2 separate regions of the Mus musculus genome follow, and region 2 is linked to region 1. A link is a loop called in an ENCODE intact Hi-C map of the cell type or tissue named here. Cell type or tissue: left cerebral cortex. All regions are shown on one strand. Links, peaks and the distances in the headings refer to the core of each region. The heading gives the core; the rest is flanking DNA. Region 1 overlaps Gm1667 (a long non-coding RNA gene). Region 2 overlaps Igsf21 (immunoglobulin superfamily, member 21).

What was found. Hi-C counts contacts between places; a loop is a spot of excess contacts. Peaks named below come from ENCODE experiments on the same cell type or tissue, not always from the same donor. Only the 100,000 strongest peaks of a DNase experiment are listed, where the experiment ranks them.
Region 2: it touches region 1 in a loop (2.6-fold over the local background); 4 of 42 quality-filtered maps call a loop at or near these places.

Annotation. Positions count from the first base shown.
Region 1 is chr4:139,923,924-139,926,829 of GRCm38, forward strand. All of the region lies in intron 3 of Gm1667 (a long non-coding RNA gene), which reads left to right. It overlaps 4933427I22Rik (RIKEN cDNA 4933427I22 gene), which reads right to left. Exons shown (of 3, transcript NR_045159.1): 3 at 2,188-2,906. Among named protein-coding and RNA genes, the nearest start is that of Gm1667, 15 kb to the left of the region's middle. In left cerebral cortex, for the core only: a CTCF peak has its summit at 1,532 (motif pointing right); DNase peaks (open chromatin) are centred at 1,890 and 2,425; H3K4me3 peaks cover 802 bases; H3K27ac peaks cover 1,172 bases.
Region 2 is chr4:140,032,156-140,035,061 of GRCm38, forward strand. It overlaps Igsf21 (immunoglobulin superfamily, member 21), which reads right to left. Exons shown (of 10, transcript NM_198610.2): 6 at 2,196-2,670. Among named protein-coding and RNA genes, the nearest start is that of Gm52685, 37 kb to the right of the region's middle. In left cerebral cortex, for the core only: a CTCF peak has its summit at 1,433; a DNase peak (open chromatin) is centred at 1,435.

The sequences.
Region 1 (2,906 bases), core at 95-2,594:
GTAGGTGTGTGTGAGTGTGTAGGTGTGAGTGAGTGTGTGAGTTTGTAGGTGTGTGTGTGAGTGTGTAGGTGTGTTTATGTGTAGGTGTGTGTGAATGTATAGGTGTGTGTGTGTAGGTGTGTGTCTGTGTATGTGTAGGTATGTGTAGCTATGCGTGAATGTGTAGGTGTGTATCTGTATGTGTGTAGGTGTGTGTGGGGGTGTCTGGGTGAGTATGTAGGTGTGTGTGTGTGAAAGTATAGGTGTGTGAGTGTGTAGGTGTGTGTGTGTGTGTATGTGTACACCATTATGCAAGTGCTGGGGATGGAACTCAGGTCCTCATGTCTGTACAGAAGGCACGCTGCCATCCGAGCCATGTCTCCAGCTCCCGCAATTTGTTGGTATTTTATCTGGAATACTGGGACCCACGTAGAAGTATGAGCTTAAATTAAATCAGCATCTTTCACTGGCCTTGTCTAGTTTGGGTGTCCAAGTTAACACAGTCTCAACACAGAATGAAACAGCCTGGAGCTGGTTCTGTCGGTGAAGTACTTCCCTTGCAACTAGGAGGCTCTGAGTTCCCATCTTCAGGACATGCACAAAAGCTGCGCCCTACAGTGCATGCCTATAGTCCTGGTGCTGGGGATACTGAGGCAGGGGCTTGCTGGTCAGCCAGCAGAGTCAGATTCTCAAGCTTCAAGTCCCTCGTCCTAAAAAATAGGGTGAACAAGTCAGGAAAGACATTTGATATCTATATTTGGCCTCCTTGAATGTTCACACACACACACACACACCCCTGCACACATACCAGTCTACAAACAGGAACACACAGAGACAAACAGACACACACACACAAGCACATTCAAATGCACACACTCACATGCACATACACACACACACACACACACACACGCATGCACATAAGCACGAACAAACACAGACACTTACAGAGACATACACAGACATGCACACAGTCACACTCACATATGTACACACATGAACGCACTCAGACACACATGCACACTCATGCACACGTGTGTGGGCACGCATATACACACACCATTTGTTCACTGTCCCCTTCCCCAAACAAAAGAAAGCTCCAAGTTTAGCAGCCACTGTGCTGGGGCTCTGATGAGAAAGAGGACAGACACACCTTGAATGGAGGAGGTAGAAGCGGCCAAGGAGACTCTGGACTTCCCCCAAGGCTGGGATAAAGATGCTGTTGTGCAATGCCAAACAGGGACTCAGAACTTCAAGACCTTGAGTTACCTCAGCAAGGAGGCAGACCTGTGACAGGGAAGGACAGCAATCCTGCTCTCTATGACCTGGGCCTGTCCTGGGAACGATGCAGCCCTCCTTACTTGGCAGGAGGATGTGGGCTTGGATGAGGTTCATAGCCACCCCTGTGGGCTGGGCTGTTCAGACCCGGAAACCCTGTCTTAAGCTTTGGAAGTAAACGGGAGATCTCCATAGCAGAGACTATTTCATGCCTGTGGTGTTTTGACTGGCCTGGATATCAGTGTACCGCGTGCGTGCAGTACCTCTAGAGGCCAGAGGAGGGCGTTGGATCCCCGGGAACTGGAGTTACAGATGGTTGTGAGCTGCGCTGTGGGTGCTGGAAACTGAACCGGAGTCGGGTACAAGAGCAGCCAGGGCACTTAACCACCGAGTCATCTCTCTGGCTCTAGTTTTGAGACAGGGTCTTTCCGCTCAACCTGGAACTCACTGGTTTAGTCAGGCAGGCTGCTCATTATGCCCCAAGGATTCTCCTATCTTAGTCTCCCCAGAGCTGGGATTCGGAGTTTGCGTTGTCACACCCGCCCTGCCTTTTACTTTTACAGAGCTGGGGCTCGGAACTCAACTCAGCTGGCGCCTGTAGGAAGCACTCCCTGCACGGAGCTGTCTCCCATCCTCCCACAGTACTGTCTCCTGCTGTTTTCTTTGCTTCTTTTCTATTTATTTGTGCCCCTTTGTAGCCCAGGAACTCCAGCAGGAAGCACGCCCAGCTTCCTTCATCTCAGCGGCAGCTTTAAACAGCCCCCGCCCCCACCCACCCAACAAGCGCACTCCGTAAGCCCCCGGTGGAGCTGAACAGACAAACGTCCTCTCAGTGAGCTCAAAGCCGGTTTCTGACTGAGGCTTTCAAGAAAAGAACCGCTCAGATGTGGAGAGATTAGCGGCGAGGAGGATGCGGCGCGCTCTCTTGTTCAACATTTATTCCAACCTCCTTCACGCGTGCCTTTTTATACCAAGAAGCCAGGAAAAGAAAACCAATTTCCCTATAACCCTCTTGCAAGGAAGACTTTCAGATGCGATTCAGTCTTCCCCAACCAGAGTCACACGAACAGGACTGGGCTTGGAAAGAGTTTAAATAGGAAGAGAAATGGGGTGCGCGCTTCTCTTTTTACTGGCTTGGTATGCTTAAGGAGCTTCCCAATTTGTTGGTTTCCTTGGTAACGGTGGAGGGGACCCAGAAGGATTCTGGGGACTGGAGGTTTTCCCTAAGGCTCAGCTCACAGCCTGCTTCTCCCGTCTCGAAGGTTTGAGGGCTGCTAATGCTCCTTTGCTAGGCAAAACTCCTTCTGTTTAAACTACGGAGGCGGAGGCGCCTTCCATTCTCTCCGATGCAATCTCAGAAGGTTTTTAGAGATGGGGATGCCTGTATTTGGTTATCGATCTGATTCAGAGCCAGCCATCGAGGGCAGTGTCTCGGAGTTGGAGTGCTTGCCTCTTATGCACAAGGCCCTGGAGTCCAACCGCGGGAAAACAGGGAAAATCCACGCAGTGCATTCAACGGAAGGGAGAACCCTACTGCAAAGAGACTAGGACTTAGAGTCAGGTGACCACTACCAAGGGCTTGATGACCATCAAAGCAAGGGTGAGGAGTATGGGGCTGGGGAGATGGTTCAGGAGACAAAGTGATTGAC
Region 2 (2,906 bases), core at 132-2,631, 110 kb after region 1:
CACTGACAACCAATACTGCTTGTCTCTCAGGTATCGAGTAGCGGCTCCTCCCCCTTGGTTTCTGAGACACACTTATGACAGTCTGGGACTTGTGGCCGGCAGGCAGTCAGTGCAGACTGACCTCAAACTACCCAGGGAGCCAAGAGTGACCTTGAACTTCTGAGCCTCCTGTCCCCACCTCCCGAAAGTTGAGATGACAGCCTTGTACCATCACGCCTGGCTTAGCTGGGTTAGTTTTTTGGTTTTGTTTTGTTGTTTGCTTGGTTTTTTTTGCATCCTGGATACCAGTGTTTCACAGAGAACTGAGAATACACCCACCCCACCCCACCCCCCACACACTTCTACACCTTAACTTTCCACTCTCTTAAAGAGGGCTTCTTACAAGCCAAACAAAATGGCTGCTTTAAGGGATGCTGGCTTCCTTGGCTCCATAAAGACATTTCTCTTCATTTTGTTCTGGAAGCTTCATGACGCTGGCTTTTACACTGGGGTCTATCAATCATCTCCGGTTAACCTGTGTGAGTGCCAGGCAGGGGCCAGGCCCACCTCCTCCACACTTGCACTCCCTTGTTCCTCACCACCATGTGTTAGAGGTCTTCTCTTTACTCTCCGAACAGCCTCAGGGTCTCCATCAAAATCAATTGACTTTACCTGCAGGTCTGTTTCTGGCCTCTCTTCTCTGCGTCAGCCTGGCGTCTACACTGCAGGGTCTGGGCAGCTGTTTATCTGAGTTTGGGGCTGATTTATATTGTAAGTAGATCGGTTGGGATGCAAAACAGCATGGGGGGGGGGACCAGAAGCAAGTAGACCAGTTTGGAGGCCATGTTGCACTCCAGGGGGAGATGCGGAGTGCTTGAATGGGTTGCTGGGAAAGACGGAGAAGGGCAGGCCCCGGAAGCCTTCTGAGGTGCGTGTGAACCTGGACATGAGGAGATCACGAGTAGCCCTGAGGCTAACGGCTTGACCAGTGCAAAGACAGCACTGTCACCTCTGAGGTGACTTTCAAGACTGCCTACCAGACAGACACAAACCCAGGAAGAGGGGCTTTAAAGAGATACAGTCAACCGGACCGGCAAGGCTTCCTGGAGGAAGCAGCACGTGAGCCACACAAGGCATCCCTGAAAAATGAATGCAGGTGAGATCAAGGTCTCCTGCAGAAGACAAGTCCAACCACAGGTGGCCTGGCTTCAAAGTCCTTGCTGGGTGTTTGAACTCTGTGCCCCAATACCACTCCGTTCATCCCATGGCCTTTCTCAGAGTGCAGGGTTTGTCACTGTGCAGGCCATACTCGTGATTCAATGTGTCTTAACTGCAGCCGTCAGCTGGGCAACACTAAGGACTGGGACACAATGTACCGGCTAAATGACCTAGCATGTAGAACCCAAGTCCCTCACCAAAAGAACGGGAATAAGAACATCGCCCCCAGTGGCCACTATGGGTACTGCAAGGGTTCAAGCTGGACTCCCCGCTTGTGGCTGGCCCGTGTTGGCTGGCCTGTCACTTGCCACATACAACAGGCCAGAAAACAGAGGCTTGGGACAGGCTAGGCAGAAAGAGAAGTTAGCCCAGGCTCTCCCTCTCACCTCAGGAGTCCTGGCTATCCAGCATGTCCTCACCTCCCCCAGGGTTAGAGTGTGACCATCCAAAGCCCACGACTTGCTTCACAAACACCTGCTGAACTAACAGACAGGAAGCAGGCAGCACGTGGCAGACAGGCACCCAGGAAACAGCTCTTCTGATGTTCTGTGAGAGCTGTAGAAGTCTGCATTGGTTTGGAAGGGTCTTCTAGGAGCTGGCTCAAAGCCAGACAGGAGCACCCGGCCTTATGGTGTCAGTAGATGGGGCTTATTAGCACAGCTCTGCTGTGCAGAACCTAGCAGCTCAGGGCCAGATCACTAATTGCAGTCTCAGTTTTGCTTATCTGTAATGAGACTACAAGTCAGGCTTCTATCTGTGATGAGCAAATGCCCTCTAAACACCCATGCGCTTGACCTCAACAAACACCTCGATGACCAAGGGATTTCCATTTTCTCCAGTCCAACCAACAACCTCACCAAAGACCCTTGTCTCTCCTCCGAGGTGACCTGACTCCATCTGCTTCCCTCCCCCTGGCTTCCAGCAGCCCGTGCCCCCCACCACCCCTGTTGCCGAACTACAACCTCTTATGGGCTGCAGCAGAGCCTGCCAGGTCTTACCCAGCGTGACCTCCGCCTGCATGGGCATGGACAGCGCTGGGTGCTTGACCTCACAGCTGAAGAGGGCCTCATTGTCGATCTGCGGGTTGAGGGTCCAGGTGAGCAGGGCCCGCACCTCCACCGTGCCATCGCTGCCTGGGGTGCGGCTGTGGCGCAGGAAGTAGACCGGCTCGGCGCTGTGTACCCAACGGGGGAACTCTCGGCTCACCACTGTCTCTGGGATGTTTTCCGTGGTGGGCTGCACGAAGAGGCTGGGGTCCTGGGTCAGGCTGCGCGCGGGGCGCTCCGTGTAGGGACGTCCAGCCCGGTATTCAGTGTCCAGAAGGGACAGTGACTTTTGCATTTTGGTATCATCCACGTCTCGGTGCAGAAGGCTTCGGAAGGGCCTGCTGTCCTGGACTGGGCCAGAGCTGGCTGCTGGCAGTTCTGTCAGGGGCACGGCATCTATCGGCTCCCCGTCCCGTTTGAAATAAACCTACAGTTGCAAGCAGGACAAGAGGAAAAGCTAACGGTGGGATGGTTTACCTTCCTGAGGGACTCTCAGAAGAGCCTGGGCTTCCCAGTCAGTAGGGACACGGTCACTCCCACCCACTCCTTTCCCACACTCCCCTGAAGAGCTATGGGCCAGCAGGGCATTGTGGGAATACAAACAGGTCTTGAGAGAGATGGTTCAGCCCAACAACACCATCATCGGCAAGCTGGGGGGACTTG